2 separate regions of the Homo sapiens genome follow, and region 1 is linked to region 2. A link is a contact called in ENCODE Hi-C or POLR2A ChIA-PET data. All regions are on one chromosome and are shown on one strand. Each heading gives the region's core, a stretch centred on a gene start or an enhancer-like site at or near the end of the contact. The rest is flanking DNA. Distances are from core to core; before and after follow the strand shown.

Region 1 (5,275 bases), core at 739-3,238, 110 kb after region 2:
GGGGATAAGGTGATGCGACATTTGTGCTGTCACTCACCTCCTGCCTGCCCCCTGCACCTCGAGGCCTCCCTCAGCCCCCAGGAAAGGACTCACAGCCCAGCCAGCAAGGAGACAGGAGGAAGATATCACAAAGTGAGTGCAGCTTCTGTTAACTGCCTTAAGCTGCTCCCTGCAATAATGTTGGTGTAATCCATAAGATTCAATTATGGTTATCAGACAATTAGGCACACCACAGCGAGGTTATTGCATAATTAATGCTCAGTCCCCATCTCAGCCTCTGAGAGTGACACAGGTTACAAGATTCACCTGCCCCGCATCTGGGAGAGGAGCAGGGGCACCCAGGATGGGGAATGACCTCCCTGTGGGCTCAGAGGAGGATGTTCTTAGGACCCCAGAGGCATGGCAAAGGGACAGTGTGTGGCTGAAAGAGCTTGAGTCAGTGTGTGCCCAGGGCCCTCACGCCTGCCATTGTGTTTAGGACTTGGGCTTTAATCTCTGGAGCGAGATTCAAATCCTGCCTCAACTACTGATTGGCTATATGGCATTAAGCACTCGCCTTACATTTTTAAAGCCTCCATCTCCTTGTCTTTTAAAGAAGGGAATTGATGATGTTATGAAAACTGGATGAGAGAGTTTGCATATTGGTTAGATGGTTCCTGCAGTACTATTTTCATTATTTCCCTCTCTGAGCCTCAGTGTCTTCATCTGTAAAATGGGAATAATTAGCCTCACCTTGCCTAGGCTTGAAAGATCAGCCGGTAGTTTGAGACCTGCCTGGGCAATATAGCAAGACCCTGTTCACCACAAAAAAGGAAAAAAAAAAGGATGAAAGATCAGTTTGTGAGTCAAGTAAGACACACATGTGAACGGGATGTGTGGAGTGCTTTGCTAACGCGCCATTGTCTTAGTTACTATGTGCCTGGTTTTCTGCTCAACCCTCCAGGGTACGACTTTGTACAAGTCCCCAGGTCTCAACAGGACAGTGGGTGATCAGCCCACCTGAGAAGTGAAACTCATGATTTGGGTGAGTAGACTAGAGGAGAATCACTTCTTTCTTTCTTTTTTTTTAGACGGAGTCTCGCTGTGTCACCCAGGGATCTCAGCTCACTGCAACCTCTGCCTCACCGGTTCCAGTGATTCTCCTGCCTCAGCCCCCCGAGTAGCTGGGATTACAGGCACACGCCACCACACCTGGCTAATTTGTTATTATTAGTAGAAACGGGGTTTCACCATGTTAGCCAGGCTGGTCTTGAACTCTTGACCTCAGACGATCCACCTGCCTCAGCCTCCCAAAGTGCTGGGATTACAGGCATGAGCCACCATGCCCGGCCTGAGAATCATTTCTTGAGCTATGATCTGTAACATTCAAATGAGCCTCAACGGACACAAAACAGAAAAATCATCAAAAATGTCGGTGAAAAGTTCAGGTGGGAGAACTCAGGTGATGGTGCAGACAGAAGCAAGTAGGGGAGAAAGCTGGCTTCAGGGAGAGTGGTTAGGCCTTTGTGAGAAAGACTGGGGACTTCTCATATCATCCTCTGTGTCCCAGTTCCCAAAACACACACGCACATGGGCACATGCATGCAGGCACACAAAAACAAGCCCATACACCAGACGAAAAAATACAGATGCAGGTACACACACATGGACATGGACATGTGTGTGCCTGTGCCCATATAAACAAACATTAGTGCACACACACACTCACACACACACAGGCTCGGGCAGTATGTGCTCACACACAACCATACACACAGATACGCACAGAGGTACATTCACACACAGACCAACACACACAGGCACACAGATGCATGCACGCATGCACGTGCGCGCACACACACACACACGTGCACCCACCCTCAGTGATAACCTTCCAATCCACTGGCCTCTCCGAAATTAGCACAGACCATTTTCCCACGACCCTTTCTCGCTGAGCGTGTGATTCCAAAACTGTCCACAAGAAGGTGCTCGGGAGCCAGAATTCAGGCGTTCCCGGCCCGCGGACGCTTAGAGAGGGGAGCTTCGGAGTTATGGGGGGACCCACCCTTCCATTTAATAACTGAGAAAGCCACGGGAGGGGACTTGCTGGGCTCACAGCCAGTGATCCCTGCCCTGTTTCCTTATGGGGACTGCGGTCAGAAATGGGGAGTGGGGCAGAAACTGTCACTGTCACGGTCCTGTTTAGAGAGGAAGGTCGGAGAAACCAGTGCCGTGGAAGGCTCTGGGGCGTTGACAGGCGCTGTCCCCAGCTCACCGGCTCTATGACCCTGGGTAAGTTACCTGGCTTCTCTGTTCCTCAGTTTTCTCGTCTTCCCTGACCCAGGCTTTCCCGACTCCTCTAGGGGCCCCTTCCCCTCTCCATGAACACCTTCAGATCTCGGACTGTTTTCTCCACTCAAGTGGCATCTCAGCTATCCCCTCCCGGGTTAGGCCTCCCTGGCCCCTATTTAACGGTGTCCCCACCCCCACCACTATCTTGTTTGTACCAACACTTGCTGCCTGACAATGCACACTTGTTCATTTGTTCACGTTTATTTTGTCTTCTCCAGAAGAATGGAAACTTCGTCAGAGCAGGGACGTGAGGGTGAACTGCTCACCCGGGCACCGCTGGCGACCGGAACCCAGCTCCCTCCGGGCTCCGGGAGAGGCGGCCTCAGCTGTGTGCTGGTGCTGCCCTCCAGCGGCGCTGGGTCCCCATGGCACCTGGCTTTCTCCTGCTCCCCAGGGGCCTTTTCTTCTCCCGCCCACCTGTCACCAGCCGCCAGGGCAAGTCTCTGTGTGACTCTAGGGTGAAGGTGGAGGGACCTTGCCTCCGAGGATTCATCCCACCCGGATTCCGATGAGTGAGGGACCCTCTCTGGCACCTGGTGTTTGAATGGCCAGCCTCACAGTTAATAAAGACAAGTTTGGTATCAGCTGTGGGATCCGTCCAGAAAAAGACACCTTTGGGGCAGAAATATAATGGTGCCTGTCTCGACATAGTCTAATAAGGAAAGAAAGACAAGCCAGTCCAACGGTCCCATTTTACACATGAGGTCACTTCATCCCCACCTAGGACAGGAGGGTACAACGGCCTGGCCTAAGATAACCCTAGAATATGGTCACTCATTCTTCCACCCACTGAGAACCTCAGGGCAGTAGAGTTTTATGCAAAGCATGTGGTCCTGAAAAACTTGCATAATTCAAAGCGTGCATAATTTCTGACTAATTTTGCCAGAGAAATGAATGCAAAGTAGAAAGGATAGGTTGCATACATTACTCCAATTGTGGCATATTTTTGCCTTAATGCTGCTTTTTATTTCCCTGGCATTATCGCTAATATTTCATAACGCACTCTCTGCTAAATTAACAGTGCAGCATTTCCTGCCGGTGGTTTGGCCTTCTTCATAACGTTTTATCACATCTCACTTCCTTTCCAATGTTATCGATTTTCAGGTGCGTTTTTCAGCACCACCACTTAAAGAACACTTGGATGACATTGTTACAGGATATGGGTAAAATATTTAAAGTTATAATAACTGTGAACATTGAGAAAATGGCACACCAGTCACCAGAATCTCCTGCAGAAATTAGAAATTCAGAGGCATGTAAACAACAGTGCATGCATATAGAAAGCAGGTATTTCTATTTAATAACCAAAGCAACGTCGCCATGTGGCAGGTTTACAGTCCTCATTTAACAGCTCACTTAGTTCCTCCGACTCAAGGAAACTGCAATTCTTGACAGGTTTTTTTTTAACTGAGGGGCTTGGCATTATTTCCAGCTTAGTGCATAAACATGTATTAGCATTTTTATATTGCACCTTGCCAAAGTCACAGTTTAGACTCCCATAAACAGTGACTTCACCCTAAATGGTCACCCTAAATGGTTAAGGCTGTGTCCTTAACCCCAGAAGGGTGGAAATGTATGACTCCACCTAGTCATCTCAGATACGGATTTCAGAAATCTCAGCCACCCACCTCATACTTACACAGGGACCTTTTTGGAGGCAGCATCATCTGAGGCCGCTCTTGCCCAATTTGGCTGGCCCCACCTCCTCCCCAACGTCATCTTCTCTTGCAGTCTAGAGAGGGGGGCTACTCCCCCAATATAGCATCCATATTTAGATCCATGTTGGAGGGTGGGTAGAAAGGGGAGGTAGGATGAGGGAAAATTGAGTCTCAGTTTCACACATTTGTAAGATCGTCAGACTTTCCACATTGCCAAGAAACTCGTCAGCACAACCGCTGTGAATTGGCTTCTTGGCCTTCGTCTGCCCAGAATTGCTTCCAGAATGGCTCCTTCAGCTTGGCCTGAGCTTGGCCCCAGAAAGAGTGCCACGGGCCCTAGGAAGGAGGAAAAGTGGGGCATTCAGGGCAGGCTCTGAACCCACTTGGATTCCAGTCCTGATTCCATTTGCATGTGACCTTGAGCAAGTCTCTATGCAAGGCACTTCACCTTTCTGGGCCTCAGTTTCCACCTCTGTCAAATGGGGATAATAATACCATCTACTTCCCAGAATTGGTGCCAGAATGAAAAGCAGTCCCTGCTGTGATAGTGTCTAGAACAGAGTAAGTGCCCAATAAATATTCCTTCGCTCTTGTTGCAGTTAGAAAAGCGACTGGATGAGGCGTACATTTACTGGTACCCTGGGATGTATAAGGGCCAGTGTCCGGGTGAGGCGATCCTGCCCCTCGGAGAATTTATGGTCCAACTTTGGAGAGTGAACCTGCCCTCCCACTAATTCAAGAATTCACCAGCCAGGAGAACTGCATGTGGAATTGCCCGGTCCAGCCCTGACTTTGCGCAAGTGTCCATCAAGTCTCCTTCTGCCTCTGGGCTGCCTCTGAGACTTGAGGGGGAGTAAACAGGAGCCTAGGGGTCTCTCCACCCTCCAGGTGCCCCATCAGGCCGGCACCTCCCCACCAGCCCACCCCTCCCCTTGCAGCAGCAAATCTGCAAATGTGCCTTGCAAGCATGTCCAGTGGGCCAGAAGCCACACTCATCCTCCCCACCCCTTCAGAGGACAGCAGAGGTGCCTGGCCCAAAGGCGGTGGTTGGAGCCTGGGCTTCCTGCCTGGGGTGGGGTGGAGAGGGATCTGCCTTCTCTTCTGGGCCCCTGCCCCCCAGGTTTTTCTTCCTCGATACTCACGTTCCTTTCCCTGGACAATCCCTTGCTCTATGAGGGCCTCAGCTTTCCCCTCTGAAAAATGGGCAGCCTGGACTTCTCCAGCTCCTCCAGCTAAGACATTCATCTCCCTATCTCCACACCAGCCTCGCCGCCAACACCCCGGTC
Region 2 (5,553 bases), core at 1,754-4,253:
GATGCTTTGGAACACTTACTATGGCACCATTCTAAGTGTGTCTCATATATTACTGCATTTGACCTTCACAACAATGCTATCAGGTCGGTGTTATTTTCTCCATTTACAGAGGGGAAAACTGAGGCAGGGAGAGGTAGCCATGAGCCCGGGCACCTAGCCAGAAGGTCCGTGGGAGAAGCAGCAGCCTGCCAAGAGTCACAGCAGCAGCTGAGCGGCATCCAATGGCAGGACCCCAGTGGGTGGGGAGAGACAGCCCCTCTGACAGGGAGGCCAGAGCCTTGCCCACCCCTCACAGTCCCCACCGAAGGGAGTTGGTCCAAGTCCCGCCACACTTGTGGAGCCTGGTTTTACTATATGTTTCCCTTCTCCCCCACCACAGCCGCTACACCGAGTCCTCTGAACAAGTCTGTTTCCATGGAAACCATACAGTGACTCAGGGCTTCGGGACCTTCTCTGAACCAGATTATGAATATCAAATGCTCCCTCCCCACACCAATGCAGAGTGGAGTTGGGAAAGTAAAGAGAGATCCACAGCGGGCAAGGGAGGGAGACAGAGGGGTAGGCAAGGGGAATCTAGTAGGGCATGAACCTGGCCCCCAGGGAGGACCTGGCACTTGAGCCCCTCCTGCAGACTCAGTGGAACACAGAGGTACTCCTCCTCCGATGCGGCCTGACACACACCCCTCTATCAGTGTCGTCAGCACCACCCTTGCCCAGGAGCTAGGGCCCTGTCGGCAAGGGTTGGGGGGAGAGTGGTCAGGGGGATACATCCCTCTCCCAGCAGGGGCCTGTGACTCACAGAGATGGCTCAGGGGCCAGGACAGAGGGAAGCTTGACTTTGGATGTTGGGGAGGAAACCCCTGGCCAAAAGCATTGCAACTACTCAGCAAAGAGGGAGATTTGGATTTTAGGGAAAATGCGTTTCTGCTTTGAGATGGGGAAGCCGGGTGTTGAGTGAAGGGGGCTGGGGGTGGCACCTGGCCATGATTTTGAAGACCCAGCAGAGTTTGGGGGATGATTAGCAGAGACTTGCTCTCCCTGGTGCCCCTCCCCTCCCCACCCCATCACTGTGAAGCATCCTGGCCTAGGGCTGCTCACCGCCAGGATGAGGGACTGGCAACAGGAAAATCAAAGGTGCCATGCCAGGCTCCTGGCCTCCTGCAGGGGTTCAAGGCTCAAGGGCAAATCCACCCATTCCTTTCCCCAGCAGCTCCCTAAAGACCCGGTAGGGAGGGGAATTGAATAGGTTGGAAGCCTGATACCTCCCTGGTGAATGTGATGTGTGAGTCATGACGATGAAAGCACTTTGAAAAAGAAACAGGGTCATCATGATGCCTGGAAGTGTCCCCACTGCTGAGGACAGGAGCCTGGGAACTGCCTGCCCAGGTAAGGTCTCTGCCTGAGACAGCAGGCCCCACTGCAAGGGGCTGAGGAACCTCTGGAGGTAGACACCTGGCCCACTCGTTCCCACCTGCTTGCCTCTGACGTCCCTGTGCTGGTCAAAGCAGCTTCCTCCCAGCCAGGGTGCCTGACTCCTGCGCCCAAGCCTGCCCCCAGCTCCTCCCACCCCTCCAGAAGTTGCTGGACTGAATTTCTGTCCTTGACTGGACAGCCACCTCCCCTGCCCCAGCCTCCAGCTCCCTGTCAATGGCCGGCCCAAGCCCGTCTTCAGGCACCTGGACCCTAGGAGTGGCCCTTCCTAGGGAGTCCGCTGCCGAAGAGCAGTTTTAAGTCCACCAAGAGGAAGCCGGCCCCAGAGCTGAGGAAGGCAGTCCTGTGAAAGGGCAGGCCCGGGGTGGGGGAGGGGGCACACCTGAAATCAGGCCAAGGTGCCACTCCAGGACGACCCCCGGGTCTTACCTTCCTCAGGCAGCCTGGCCTTTTAACGCCCAGCATCCCAGCTAGGGTTACTCTGGGCTGTTACCGCGAAAGCCAGCACTGGGTCCCTGGAGCCTGGGAGGGGCTGATCCCCGGGTCCTACCCAGAGAAGAGCGGGAGGGTTGTTCCGGCTTTCCGTGGTGGGCTCTGCACCATCCGGCGGCTCCGGCCCCACAGGGGCCCAGCTCATCGCAGCGGTCTGGGTGCGGAGGCCGGGCCAGGGCTGGGAGCAGGAAGCAGGGAGCGGCGCCCCCGCCTCCGGGTGCAGCTGGGTTTGGAAAGTTGGTGCGGGCGCGGGGACCTCAGGGTCTCAAGGCGCCTCCGCAGACCCGAGCCAGGCGGGTCGTGGGACGGTGAGCCCGGAGCAGCCCCTGAGTGCGCTCCGCAGCGGAGGGGAGCCAAGCGCCTCGGGGGCCACCGCGCGTCTCAAGTTTGCTGCCCTCCTCGAATGGGGGCAGGGAGGGCTGAGGTGATCGCGGCGCTCACCGGCCACCAGCCCCGGCAGCCCCTTCCTGCGCCCAACACGCCGCCGTTCCTCGCCGCCGCCACCCCTCCGCTCACCGCCGGTAGCTGCTGTCCCCGAGCGGAGGGGCGTCTCCCACCGCGCCCGCGCCCCTCCCGGCTGCTGCGGCGGAGTGTCCGCTCCCGCCCGCCCCGGAGCCCGCGGGGCCCGGCCAATACCTGGTCGGGGACGCGCCGGGAGCAGCTGCAGCGCCCAGCGCCGGCTCCATCCTCGGGTCTGGAGTCAGGGTCGCCGGGGACCCGCGGGTGGCGGCGGCGGCAGCAGCCGCGGCGGCATCCTCCGCCTCCCGCGCCCTCCTCCTCGGCCTCCCTCCTCCCTCCTCTTCCTCCGACTCCGCGCGCGCCTCACGGGCCCCTCTTCATGGCCCGGGGGCGCGAGCCCGGGGCGGCTCGAGCAGCTGAGTGCGTTCTCTCCGGCCGGACGCGGGACCCGGGGCCGGGGCTCAGGGACCCGAGAGATGCCGGGACAGGGGCCGGGACCCGGAGCGCCGCAGCCCCGGGCGCCGGAGGAGAGCAGCAGCCGCAGGCACCAGAGCCTCTCGGAGCGCCCGCCCGCGTCCCCGAGCCAAGAGCAGCGGCGGCAGCGGCGGCTACAGCTCCGAGCGAGCGGCAGGCGCTGCGGTCCCGGCTCCACCCCCGAGCCGCCCGCCCCTTCTCCTCCCCACCCCTTCGGCGCGCGCCTTCCCGCCCCCCGCGCCGCCCCAGCCGCGAGCGCCCTGGACACCCACTCCGCAGCCAGGCTCCGGAGCCCGCCCCCACCCACCCGCCGGGGGCAGCCACGCCCACCACCCGGACTTCGGGCGGCCGGCGGGCAAGGGCACCGGCTGTCTCTGGCACCTCTCCGCGTAGCCTCCCTTCCCCTTACCCCCGAGGGCGCTGCTGGCCGGGCCGCCAAAGCCTTTCGCCCCCCCAGCGCCCCTCGCCGCGGAAGTCCTGCTGGAGTCCCAGCCTGGCCCCTGGCCCAGCTGTCCTTTACCTCTTGCCCAGCCAGCGGCACAGAGGGACTTCAGAACCCAGAACTGAAGCCAACCATCTCTGTGTGCAATACCCTGACACACACCCCTAGCCTTTCCTCCTTCCCCGCCCCTCTGCTTCTCAAGTGTGGGGATGAATCATTTGTCCCCGCTGCAGTTGTCCCTCTTGGGCAGGGTCAGGGGGTGTCTTAATGGGACCTTAGAGTGGGTTTGCTGGCTGACCGTCTTCTAGGCCGCTCCTCCACACTGCCCACCTTCTTCCTACCAGACTGCCCCTGGCTTTCTAGGTGGCAATCTGGAGCCACCACTGCTTTTATGGATGAGGGATGGGGACAGAGCTGGCCAGCCGAGCACCTTGGGCCTGTATCCTCTGCACAAATATTGACTGAGCATCTTCCACAGGCCTGGCCTTCATGGGCACCAGGGACTGGTTGATGAACCTCTCAGAGTGGAGTGGAGGAGAAGCAGGGTGCATGAGCAGAGCAATATCATGTGATCAGTGGCCCCTGGGCTGGAGAGGACGGCCAGGAGTCCCAGCTCTGCCACCACATCTGACATGACTGAGGCTGCCCACCCCAGTGGCCTGTTTCCTCATCTGGAGACTAGGAAGGTGCTTTGTCTGGCTGAACCTCTGATGCTCCTCAGTTCTGACCAAATGGTTATTTCTGAAGCAGAGGAACAGTCAGCCTTCATCTCCACCTGGAATCTCTGATTCCCGACTATAGCTCTCCATCACTCCTGGACTGGGGCGCAGAGAGCAGTGGATGGCTTGAAAACTCCAGGCATTCTGGGAAAGCCTCGTCCCCGATGTATGGGCAAGCAGCTGCTGCCTCCATCCCACACAGTGAAGCACAGCAGAATGGTTAGCACAGCAGTTTCCTGGGTCAGAGGAACCTGCTGTGTGTTTGCTGGGTGACTTTGTGTGAGTGATCAGCCTCTCTGCGGCTCAGTTTCCTCATCCAGAAGACAGAGGTACTGATCCTCACCCTGTAGGGGTGTTGTGAACACTGGATGGTAATGTGTGTAGAGCATTCAGCAGTGTCTGGCAAGGGGGTGAGTACTTAATAATTGCACATTGTTGCGTTCAGGGTAGCCAGGAACAAACATTCACTCACTCGCCAAGAGGAGAACATGACAGCTGCACTTCCCTGGAGGACTGGGCTCTCGGGTCATCAAGAAGGTCTCCCTCTCTCCACCCAGAGCAGATGGTATGAAGGCCCTTGCCCCAAGGGTCCCACTAGACCAAATGGTCATTTATCTTGGTCACAATTGCAAACTCATAACTATAAACTCCTCTCCCCCATCTCCACCCCCATCAAGCTGGAGGGGCTAACAGCACCTTCCAGTGCGCATTCCTGTAGCCACAGCACCTGGGATGGCAGAGTCAGTCCTCAGTCCTGACTCCAAGGCTACCAAGTCTGTTTCTCCACCTGCCTTCCCCCTCCCCACCCCCACCCAGGGAGTGGCAGCGTACTGAGATGCCTAACAAGAGTGGTGCTGACCTTCCAAAAGCTAAGACTTCATGTTTCCAAATCGTGACTGTCCCTCTATAAAAAACCAAGCTCTAATAGCCTTGGGCTGAGCCATCAGAACCTTCCTTTTCACCCAGAGTTAATCCCTCCCCAAGTTTTCAGGCTGACGAGAATAGTCAGGGTTTAGAGAAAGCTTTCTCTATCTTGCACTACCAGATCCAGCGCCTCATTTTTCAAATTCTGGTGTATTTCGGGTAGAGAGGAGGGAAAAGTACATCTGGCTGACATGAAAAGATTGGTGTGGTTGTAATGTAAAGACAGAGTGGAATTTGGGAAATTTTTGAAGAACATTTAAACTCTAAAAATAGACAAAAGACCCGCTCTCAGAAACACTAGGATTCTGTCTCCCATTTCCTGGAATCCCCCACTTGACAAACATGGGTGTTTTAGGAGTGCCTATGGTGTGGATTGCACTGTGACAGGTGCCGTGGGGAAAAGGGGGAGGGGGAAACAGAAGCAAAGGGCTTGTGCTCAAGGAGTTTGGATCCTACACAATGAAGCAGCAAAGAAAAGTCACTACAAATACAATCAAATACAAAAAAATTTAGCCTTGGAAGTCAGAGGGAGGTGGACCCTTGGAGGGCCATTCAGGGAGGGCTTCCTGGAGGAGGAGAGAGTTGAACTGAGGCTTAAGAGATGGTTGGAAT

The links. A loop is a pair of places that touch in the nucleus more often than their neighbours do. ChIA-PET counts read pairs that join two places held with the same protein, here RNA polymerase II (POLR2A). Pooled maps may share reads with other maps.
Region 1: a map of heart left ventricle shows a loop between it and region 2 (6-fold over the local background). The contact joins the promoter of LINC02716 here to the promoter of CHST1 in region 2. A Hi-C loop is called at or near these places in 54 of 168 maps with a recorded cell type or tissue (Caco-2, GM12878, K562 and 27 more), 25 of 37 single-sample maps with no recorded cell type and 43 of 50 pooled maps. POLR2A ChIA-PET finds 5 or more read pairs at or near these places in 2 of 52 experiments (HEK293 and activated T-cell).

What each region holds. Positions count from the first base shown.
Region 1 is chr11:45,769,444-45,774,718 of GRCh38, forward strand. It overlaps LINC02716 (long intergenic non-protein coding RNA 2716), which reads left to right and starts at 1,989. Exons shown (of 2, transcript NR_027134.1): 1 at 1,989-2,271; 2 at 2,550-2,915. RefSeq lists an enhancer at 1,681-2,182.
Region 2 is chr11:45,662,619-45,668,171 of GRCh38, forward strand. CHST1 (carbohydrate sulfotransferase 1) reads right to left here and starts at 3,004. Exons shown (of 4, transcript NM_003654.6): 1 at 2,560-3,004. RefSeq lists an enhancer at 193-846.